Linked DNA regions of Mus musculus: region 1 is linked to region 2. The links are chromatin contacts, found by Hi-C in ENCODE. All regions are on one chromosome and are shown on one strand. The core of a region is the stretch at or near the end of the contact, and the rest is flanking DNA. Distances in the headings are between cores, read along the strand shown.

What was found. A loop is a pair of places that touch in the nucleus more often than their neighbours do.
Region 1: a map of T-helper 17 cell shows a loop between it and region 2 (70-fold over the local background). The contact joins two enhancer-like sites. A Hi-C loop is called at or near these places in 3 of 37 maps with a recorded cell type or tissue (T-helper 1 cell and T-helper 17 cell).

What each region holds. Positions count from the first base shown.
Region 1 is chr13:59,400,055-59,405,604 of GRCm38, forward strand. No RefSeq gene overlaps it. Among named protein-coding and RNA genes, the nearest start is that of Gm34721, 5.4 kb to the right of the region's middle. Within about 2 kb of position 1,408, at least 1 of the 3 ENCODE cell types and tissues checked has a DNase peak (open chromatin) inside an H3K27ac peak, as active enhancers do.
Region 2 is chr13:29,955,036-29,960,564 of GRCm38, forward strand. The region is part of intron 1 of E2f3 (E2F transcription factor 3); the gene reads right to left. Among named protein-coding and RNA genes, the nearest start is that of E2f3, 28 kb to the right of the region's middle. Within about 2 kb of position 1,879, at least 1 of the 3 ENCODE cell types and tissues checked has a DNase peak (open chromatin) inside an H3K27ac peak, as active enhancers do.

The DNA of each region.
Region 1 (5,550 bases), core at 158-2,657, about 29 Mb after region 2:
TTCATTCTAATCATTCTTTAAATCACTTACTAGAAGATCTTTTTCTCTAAAACTGAAAAAAAATTAAATGTGTGTGTGTGTGTGTGTGTGTGTGTGTGTGTACATGTGCATAAGTATGTACAAGTACCCAAGGAGACAAAGAAAGGGAGAAACAGCCCCTGGATCTAGAGTTACAGGTAGTTCTAAGCCACTAGATGTGGATGCTGGTAACCAAACTCAGCTTCATGCTGAGACATCTCACTGAGAGATATATTTTTTAAAAGGTTTATTTATTTATTTTATGTAAGTACACTGTAGCCGTCTTCAGACACCCCAGAAAAGGGCACCAGATCTCATTACAGATGGTTGTGAGCCACCATGTGGTTGCTGGGATTTGAACTCGACCTTCGGAAGAGCAGTCAGTGCTCTTAACCACTGAGCCATCTCTCCAGCCCCTCACTGAGGGATCTTAAGGTACAAAAAGAGAGTGCGGTGGTCTGTAGCACTCACACTCTCAGGCTCAAGTGATCAACAAAGGCCCAGAAATGTTAATGTTTGTCCAGACTTCACCGGACGAACATATGCCTTCACATACCGCCAATATACACTATATTGTTATTGTTATGATTGCTCCATTTTATCCCTTGTCACAGTTGATCCGCTGTGTGGTTAATTTATAAATTAAGCTTGGTTGTGAGCATGCTCGTGGACGTATGAGAACACATAGCACCTGTAATGGTTTGCCACTATCCGCAGCTTCAGATCACCTCACAGTGGCTCTTCACCAAGAACCCACACATTCAGAAATTACTAAGTGCGTGTCCCTGTGCTGATCTAGCCCCAGCCTCACAAGCCGTGCTATCTGTGGCCAGGCAGATCTTTGACAGCAGAGAGGTCATGCACAGAAGAGCACCTCAGCCTTTGTCAAACGTTGAAGAAGGTTAGTTAGAGTCTAACTGAAGAAATCACAGTGATAGACAGAAAACTGCTAGTGAATAGGGACAGGCTATGGGCAGGGTGGGGTTACTCATCCTTAGAAACGGGCTGGGAGGAAGGGTGGATCAGAAGGGAGCCAGGCTTTGTGCGAGAGGAAGTGGAGGGAAAGATCATCAATAGTATGGTGATTGATCAGAGTGAGCAAAGATTCCGAGGAATCTGGCTAGTGTGAGAGCCAGCCAGCCAGCCAGCATCACCATCTAGAAGGGAAGAGACGCTGGCTCAAGCCTGCATTGGAGTCTCAGGTCCAATATGTAGAGGGTTGGTAGAAGATGGTACCACTTTCTAGGTGAGGGAATGTCCCTGGGTAAGCAACAGTGGGGAGTTGTCATGTGTCTTAGGCTCAAAGGGACCCCTAAAGAGAACCACCTGCTGGCACCCACAGCCTCTGTTCTCAGTCATCTAAGGCACAAAGCCAAGATCTAGGAAAGATAACGGTCTGGAGGAGCTAGAGTGAGACTCTGGCATCAGTCCGAGGTAAGTTTGATGTATAAGAGCAAACCCACTATCCCTCATGGGTAGTTAGGCAAAAAGTAAAGAGGACCAGACTCCTGGACGGGCCAGTGAATCAGGTCTCTTGTCTTTCAGGTCCTTGCAGATTCAAGGAGCCCTGGGTCCTAAGCATGCTGCTTAGTTCTCACAGCATTCTCTAATTGCCTTGTGGCCTTAGCCGTAAATCAGCATGTACCTGTGAGAGTGGAATTTTCCGGGAATGTATGTCTTAAGAGCAACCTGGTGGGGTCCAAACCTGGTAAAATCTAGACTGAAAGTTAGGGATGGTGGTAGAGGAGTGGAAACTAAATAAACAGTCCCCAGTATGTCGAACCTATGTCTTAGCTGGAGAGCTAGGCGCGAAATGGGGGAGCGGGTGGGGGACAACTGAGTCACCAATGACTGGCACTAGCGCGACACCAAGAGAGAAATCTATCCCTCTTCGTGGAGGACAAGAGAAAGCCATTGCTCCTGTGGACCAAGCATTACCCAAGTGCCTGGTAAGTCAGGAGTTTTCCGGTTGGAGGGTCCCACGCATTTGAATTTATGCAGTTCCCAGTCCCTGGGGGAGAAAAATCTGACATCAAGCAATCGGTCAGCACTGCGGTTCCAGAATCCCTGCATGATGCGTGGGTTGCACAAAGACTGTGGGGCACCGATTAGCTCTTCTCTAATTATACAGGATTTACATTAGACAGCAAGTTTATTTTGGAATGCTGCACTAAGATGCCAACATTGGTGAGGATGAGGGGGCGGAGCTCAGGCTTGGCCTTTAGAATAGAATGGCTTTGTTGTTGCCGTGGAAACCAGCACCCTGTGAATTCTCAGGCGCCTTATTCTATAATTATAAGAGATCTGATCAGGGGGCTGGGGGTGGGATAATTTTTTTTTCTTTATAAATTGTATTCAGTGGCTGAAAATAGAAGGGCCTAGAGAATGAAGCTTATTATTAACTATCCGAAGGGCGTCCTTCAAGCTCTGGATGTGCGCAGAAAGCCAGGGTGCAACCAGGACCACATCCCTTAGTACTGCACACCAGTGGGACAGACAAAGCTGGATGTGGCAGCCAGGAGAGATACTAGGCAGAATCTGAGGCTGTTGCTCATAGCCAAGTCCTGAGAAATTCACAGTTTACAAGTTCTCCCTTTGTTAAGGGACTGTGAGAGGCAGAGCCGAGGCCTCCATGGCCGGCATCCATTCTCTGTAGATTATTTAAATTGACAAAAGATAGTGGGGAGCAGAGAAAGGACATTTGTTCAATGGGGTCACATGGGGAAGACAAGCACTGAGTTAAGTGACCCCCTCCCAAGTCCATCTTCTTCCTAGGTTAAGTTCAGAGGGCAGGAGGCATGCCATAAGCAAGCAGCCCTAGTAGGATGTGGCCCCTGACATCACTGTCTAGGTTCCAAACTCTCCTGCATGGTGGCCTGACAGCTGTCGGAATGATGAGTTCTCTTTCCCTGAAGACAAGCATGCCCTCAGGCTGGCACCCTCAGCCTTCTCCTCCAGGCTGTGACTCCTGGGGACAAGAGGAAGGCAAGCATCTCCAGAATACCTTCCCTCCTGCCTGGATCCCTCTCTTACTCCCATTGCGCCCTCCCTCCTCTCTCTCTCTCTCCTCTCTCTCTCTCCTCTCTCTCTCTCTCTCTCTCTCTCTCTCTCTCTCTCTCTCTCTCTCTCTCTCTCTCTCTCTCTCTCTCTCTCTCTCTCTCTCTCTCTCTCTCTTTCCCAGATAGTAGGTTGAGGTAGGATCCCAGCCATTCTAGCTATCAGACCTGGAGCAGACAGGAGGTTTTTAAAGGAGGAGGCAATGTCACACACAGCAGGGTTGTCTCAGGAATGGATCTGTGCTTGCTTTGGGAGAAAATCATTCTTGTCAAAATCCAAGCACAGTTTCAGGTTCCCATTAGGAACAGAAAAGCGAGATGCTTGCAACAATGTTACCTTTAACCTGTGGCGTTTCTACACTGCCTCTGGACATTTTGTCTGCTATGTATGGAGCACTTTATGCTGATTGGTTGGTAAAGAAGCCCTGGCAGTATGGGAAGGGATGGTCTAAGGACCGTCCCTCTTTAAATGGGTTACAGTCTTTCAAAAGCAAAGCAAGCAGTGTGAGGTACAGCTGAGTGTGTTAGGGGTACCAGCACTAAAATCACCAGAAGCTATTTCCTTCTCTTTTTTTAATGTATTTATTTTTGTTAACTTGTTTACATTTCAACCCCTTACCCAGTTTCCCCCACCTCCTGTAAACCCCCTATCCCATTCCCCCTCCCACTGCTTCTATGAGGGTGTACTGGCTAGTTTTGTGTCAACTTGACACAGCTGGAGTTACCACAGAGAAAGGAGCTTCAGTTGAGGAAATGCCTCCATGAGATCCAGCTGTAAGGCATTTTCTCAATTAGTGATCAAGGGGGAAAGGCCCTGTCTTAGTCAGGGTTTCTATTCCTGCACAAACATCATGACCAAGAAGCAAGTTGGGGAGGAAAGGGTCTATTCGGCTTACACTTCCATACTGCTGTTCATCACCAAGGAAGTCAGGACTGGAACTCAAGCAGGTCAGGAAGCAGGAGCTGATGCAGAGGCCATGGAGGGATGTTCTTTACTGGCTTGCCTCCTCTGGCTTGCTCAGCCTGCTCTCTTATAGAATCCAAGATTACCAGCCCAGAGATGGCACCACCCACAAGGGGCCTTTCCCCCTTGATCACTAATTGAGAAAATGCCTTACAGCTGGATCTCATGGAGGCATTTCCTCAACTGAAGCTCCTTTCTCTGTGGTAACTCCAGCTGTGTCAAGTTGACACAAAACTAGCCAGTACAGGCCCCTTGTGGGTGGGACCATCTCTGGGCTGGGTAGTCTTGGTTCGATAAGAGAGCAGGTTGAGCAAGCCAGGAGAAGCAATCCAGTAAAGAACATCCCTCCATGGCCTCTGCATCAGCTCCTGCTTCCTGACCTGCTTGAGTTCCAGTCCTGAATTCCTTGGTGATAAACAGCAGTATGGAATTGTAAGCTGAATAGACCCTTTCCTCCCCAACTTGTTTTGTTGGTCATGATGTTTGTGCAGGAATATGAACCCTGACTAAGACAGAGGGTGTTCCTCTACCCACCCAACCGCTCCCACCTCCCCTCCCTCAATTCCCCTACACTGGGGCATCTATCAAGCGTTCATAGGACCAAGGGTCTCTCCTCCCATTGATGCCTGACAAGGCCACCCTCTGCTCCATATGCAGCTGGAGCCATGTGTACTCCTTGGTTGGTGGCTAGTCCCTGGGAGCTCTAGGGGTTGGGGGAAGGGTCTGGTTGGTTGATATTGTTGTTCTCCCTATGGGGTTGCAAGCCCCTTCAGCTCCTTCAGTCCTTTCTGTAACTCCTCCATTGGGACCCCACACTCAGTACAATGGTTGGACGCGAGCATTCGACTCTATATTTGTAAGGCTCTGGCAAGGCCTCTCAGGAGACAGCCATATCAGGCTCCTTTTAGCAAGCATTTCTTGGCATCCACAATACTGTTGGGGTTTGATAACTGTATTTGAGATGGATCCCCAGGTGGGGCAGCCTCTGAAATGCACTTTGTCTCCATATTTGCTCCTATGAGTATTTTGTTTCCCTTCTAAGAAGGACTGAAGCACCCACATTTTGGTCTTCGTTCTTCTTGAGCTTCATGTGGTCTGTGAATTGTATCTTGGGTATTCAGAGCTTTTGGGCTAATATCCACTTATCAGTGGATACTTATCAGTGAGTTCATACCATGCGTGTTCTTTTGTGATTGGGTTACCTCACTCAGGATAATATTTTCTAGGTCCATCCATTTGCCCAAGAATTTCATGAATTCATCATTTTTAATAGCTGAGTAGTACTCCATTGTATAAATGTACCACATTTTCTGCATCCATTCCTCTGTTGAAGGACATCTGGTTTCTTTCCAGCTACCAGAAGCTATTTCTAAAGATATTCAAATATCAAATATGGCGTCTAAAAAGAGTTCATCCAATTGCTGCTCTCAAAAAATCGGGTGAGGGAGGACTGAGACAGCTCCACACTGTTTGTGGCCATGGCACCCTGTGGCCTCCAGTTAACAGTCCTTA
Region 2 (5,529 bases), core at 629-3,128:
AAACGAACATAGGGGTGATACCTCGCTGCCTGCCTGCCTGCCATTGCTTTGAATTTGACAAAGCCCCTCACCACCGCCTAAGAGAAAGTTCACAAGTGTTAGGATTCCCATTTCATGGATCAAGAAAACAGAGCTCTCAAGTTTGCTCAGGCGAAGGCTAATGTCAAGGATCAAACTTGAACCTGGGATCCAAGTTTGGTGCCCTTTTGCCACACACCACACTAGAAGCTAAAGTTAACTTAAAGCAAATAAAAACTGTCACGTTACCCAGCCAAATCTGTGGTATTCACTATCATGAATAGTCTCAGAGTCACACATGTCATTAAATAAATCTTACAGCCAAGCAGAGCGTGGGTGCACACGACAATGCTCAGGCTGGTCCTGAGCAAGCCCCTGCTGCTGGAGTCGTTACCAAACCAGGATAGGGGAAAAGAGACAGGAAATTCCCCAGTCCCTTCCCCACCAGGCTATGAAACAAAGTGGTTTTAGTGTCGTCCCCGTCCCCGTCCCCGTCCCCCCCCCCCCCCCCCCCGCACACACTCAGATTGGAACAGACCACTGTTTTTCCACTGGACGCTAGAGGCTTTTGCTCCAAAGTTTCCCATTCCCCTTTGCTGAGTGAACATAGCTGTTACTTAAGTTCGGGAGAACAATCCACCAACACTACAGGAACAAACTACTTTTCAAAAACCCCTAATTTTAACGTTTTCTGTAGACGACTGGATTGTTTCACTGTATTTCCAACCTTGGCTTAGGTCAACTTCCATGCCCAAGAATAAGAACGGCTTCTTTCTACATCAAAAATCGAACACTCCGGTGTTGTCATGTCACAAACTACCAAACTGAGTCGAAATGGAAGGAGCTGTTCTTGCCTGATGCTTTACCGAACCATATTGGTGAGCCAACTGAGCCTTCTTTTTCTCATCTGTGAATACAGACAGATCCCTCCGTGTGTGTGCGCGCGCGCGCACACACACACATGCACGCTCTATGTAGAGGACAGGACCGAGCTGAGTTAGACACAGCTGGCCATGCCTGGCTTTTTATATGAGTGTTGTGGATTCAAACTCAGACCCTCACACTGGCACAGGAAAGCACTCTTATCCACGGACCCATCTCTCCAGCCCCACAGACCAACTTTTAGTTTTGTAAGATTTCCCACTATGTAAGTTGACCCAACCATAATGCTTTCATTTCGCATGACTCTTCTTATCAGAACAACATCAGTGGAGTTGAACAGCTTAAACCATAAGCAGTGTAGATATTCCTTTGGTCTTTAAGGTCCTATTCTTTCCTGAACCTCACAATGCAGCCTGGCTGGCCACTAACTCAAGAGATCCATCTGTCTCTGCAGGGATTAAAGGCCGGCATCACTATTGCCTAGCCTGGGACTTTTAAGGAAGTCATCTAATAAACAGGGCCACAGCCTGGAATTGATAATCTCAAGTACGTTAAGGTCAAGCATCCCTCAGTTTGAAAAGTTCTCTTTTTTTTTTGAGGATGTTGAAAGAGACCAGGGAAGACTATAATAAAGCAGCACTCATTATTAAAATTATTATTATATATCCAACAGAGCTCATTCTTACCTCCCATGTCATCCCAATTATTGTCTGTCCAGCAAGTCAATCCTTACCACCCTACCCCACCCCCTTTCCCCTTTAAAAGAACAAACTGCCTTTGTTTTACTCTTCTATTATCCTTTGTTGCTGTCATCCAGGGTTTGGTTTACTTGTTTTAAGATGGGGGGTGGGGGGAGCTCACGTAACCGGCATGGTGGTCCGTGCCTGGGGAGGCAGAGGCAGGCTGATCTCAGTTTGAGCCAGCCAGAGTGAGTGACTCAGAGAAAACCCCGTGGGGCGGGGCTGGGGGTGTTTGTGTGGTCCCTAGGCTTCTCTTGCTCTGCCTTTTATTATTCCCAAGTAGCTTGATCTCACCATCAAACTAAAGGACCAAGAGATCACGCTCAGGCCTCTCGCAGCAAGAAGGCTGGGTTGGCTGCTGGCTTTTCCCCCACTTCATGGTTTTGGGCCTGTGGATATTGTAACGAATTTGGGCATGTTGTAACTCTCCTAGGCCTTAAGCTCCTCCTCTGTAAAATGGATACACCATTTAAGACTTCAAAGAGCAGCTGTTGGGAGGAACAAACAAACCCCCGAGGGACCTTGCTCAGTTCAAGGCCACACCTATCTGCAACCGGCTCTGGCTCCATGCTCCTGTGTCTTCTCTGATGCCGGCCTGCAGTGGGTCACCATCCAGGTTTCCCACGGTTCCATCTGTCAAGCGTTCTTTCTATGGCTATGTACCCAGTTCCCTGTAAGTCCTAGTGGAGTCCCCAGTGCTCGCTCACACCAAGCCACCATAAAAGCATGGAGCAGTGAACGGGGAGTCAGGGCAGGGAAGCCCAATACCTGAATCCCTCTGCTCCCAAACACCACAAAAGTGATGCCTTGCTGCCCACCCTAAGGCGCTGTGGAAGAAATTTGTGGCTGTCTCTCTATTTTTTACAAAGAACAAGCAAGAGACTTCCGGTAATAATGAGGACTCCATGGAATGAGATGTCGAGGCATAAGACTGAGGTGGCACAGGGGGAAATTAAGGACTATACCTCTTCCTTCTGGCACCATGACACCAGGGTTTCTAATTAAGCCACAAATCACAGTGTCTTCAAGTACGGAGATTCTTAGATCTCAGAGATCAATCCTCCCCCTAATTACATGCATCACAAACTGTTAAGTAACCCGTCCGTGGTGTCTTGGCTCCTTGTGTTAGTTCACCAGAATTTAAGCCGGGATTCCCATGTGGGCCTCTGTTTGAGAAGACAGCACTGGCTTGCTCATGGTTGTTTTCCTTTAATAAATTCTTGCCACAAGTGGACCGAGAGGCTGTTTTTAATTAAGGTCTTAACCAAAAGATCAACTGGAAAGCTCTGTCCCTCCTCCCACGAGGGAGGACAAGCTTGTTTTGACCAGCTGTCCCAGATCCTTCTGCTCCTTCATCAAAGCCTGGATATCCTGTGGCAGTCCTGATACACTGAGCAGTGACCATTATAACCCTATCGGAAACTGACAGACGTGGGAGCGGCTTCAGAGGGAGGGGTGAGCCCACAGCACTGAGCACTTCCTAGACAGAGCTTCTTGTTCTACACACATCCACCCCAGATTTGGGTCTCAAGTAGCCCAGGCTGGCCTTGAACTTCCGACCCTACTCCAGGGGAGCTTGTTTACACAGTGCTGGGGATTGAACTCAGAGCTCCCTTCTTGCGAGGCAATCTGTACCAGCTGAGTTCCCTAGTTAGAGTTGAGGGGGTGGCCTCCTTCCTTCCGGCCCTCTAGCAAAGGCTATGACAGTCTTTCTAGGCCTACTGTTTTTGGACTCTGAAAAATAAAACATGCCAAGAAAATGCCCTGTACGGAAACACAGCTTTTCAAAGCACCAAAAAGGTATGTATGATACAGTAACAAACCTGTTAGATTTGAAGATCCAGGAGGTCCAAAGAACTCCTGTAGCTTTAAAATCTTAAAACCATGATAAATATATGTATTATCGGCAGCTGGGACTTGTCCAGGTGAGGAAGGATAAACATCAGTTACAGAGTATCTACATGGTCACCACAGTGAGGTGCACCTACAATCCCAGCAGACAGGAAGCTGAGGACAGAGAACTACTGCAAGCCTAAGGCCACCCTGGAGTCCACATAGTGAGTTCCAGGCCAGCCAGGCTGGGCTAACGAGACCTTATCTCAACAAATAAAACAATGGATGGTCTCCAGAACTCAGTCCAATGATAATCTGTTTAAAATCTAGCTTTTGGAATTCTTCACGACCTTCTGAAGGTCTGGCTCCATTTTATTTAAGGTTTTTTCCCCCTTAATGCTAAAATTTAACAAGGAATAGTTAAAATGTCATGTCAGTAACCAGTAAGTAAGATATTTTATGTTGTTCCTCTTGACTCTACATATGTCCTAGCTACTTTTATGTTAATTTGACACAAACTAGAGTCATCAGAAAGGTCAACTGAGAAAATGCCCCCATAATATCCAGTTATAAGGCATTTCCTTAATTAGTGATCGATGGGGAAGGGTCCAGCCATTGTGGGTAGTGACTTCTCTGAGCTGGTGGTCCTGGATTCAAGCTGAGCAAGCCATAATGAGCAAGCACACTTCCATGGCTTCTGCATCATTTCCTGTCTCCAGGACCTTCCCTGTTTGAGTGCCTGCCCAGGCTTCCTTTGATGATGGACTATGTATGACACAGAAGCAGAAGTTGTTTCACTGCAGCAATAGTAACTCTAACTAGGACAACACATTTGTTTTGTTTCCAAAAGTGAATTTAAATTTGTATGTATGTATGTATGTATGTATGTATGTATGTATGTATGTATGTAATGGGCGCCTTGCCTTCACTCATTTAGCAAATAATGGAGCATTATGTAGATGTCAGCTAAGATTCTGACTTCAGACAGTGAATGACAGGACAAGAAGTGAGGCAGAGTGGATGACAAGACATGACTGTGCGAGGCCAGGCTGCTCCAGGCAGAGGAAGCAGGGGGTGCCATGGTCCAGGGCAGGGCACAAGTTGGCAACACCTGCAAGGCTTCCCTGGACAATTCTATCATAGACCCTTTCTCAAAGCTCCATGCTCCTAACACACCTACCTGACACCCCCTCACAGAAGCCCCAAGGGGAGCCTGTTCACTGCCCCTGCTACATTCTGTTCTCATCATTCACCCTTCGCACTGCAGGCCACACACAGATCTGTGTGAGGGTTTCTGGGCCACACCACAGCCACCCCATAATCCTAACCGTTCCTTCATTTGCTCAACCGCATGGAAGCGGTTCTCTCAACCGTTCACCGTGTTCTTATGCCGGTGTCACACTTCTCCAGTCTGACAGCAGCTCTTCTTCCAGGCCGTCCCAGGCCAATAGACTAAGAGGAAATGGCTGCCTAGTGGGACCATCTTTCTTCCTTGTTCGGACTCATTGGAAGACTTCAACCGCAGGTCACTTTTAGATAAAGTAGAGTTTTGTGAAACCTCCAAACTCAAAGCCAAATAATTCCATTGAAAGACACATATCCTAGCCCAAATTGTTCTTCATAGGTGTTAGTAATGGTGACGCCCCCCCCCCATAAATCCATGTGCTGAAGCCCTAACCCCCGGACCTCAAAATGTCACTGCATTTGCAGCAGCACCTTTAAAGAGATGAAGTTATAAAACAAGGTCTTTGTTTGGGGCAGGTGGTGACACTATGCCGCTGGTCTGTATGAAAAAGCAAGGCTATAGTGACAGCAGGCACCTATGCACAGCAGAGTGACGCTCTGGGGACACCAACCTGGTGAGACCATGACCTTGGGCTTTGGGTCTCCAGAACTACCAGAGCACGTTTCAACGGTTTAACTAGAAATGACCCCAGAAAGTACCAGGTTGTAGAGATAGGAAACAGTGGCCTGAGTCTGCTGCGGCTCCCTAGGAAGCATTCAAAATGGAACTCCAAGTACCACCCATCCACCCAGTGGCATTTATCGCCCCAGG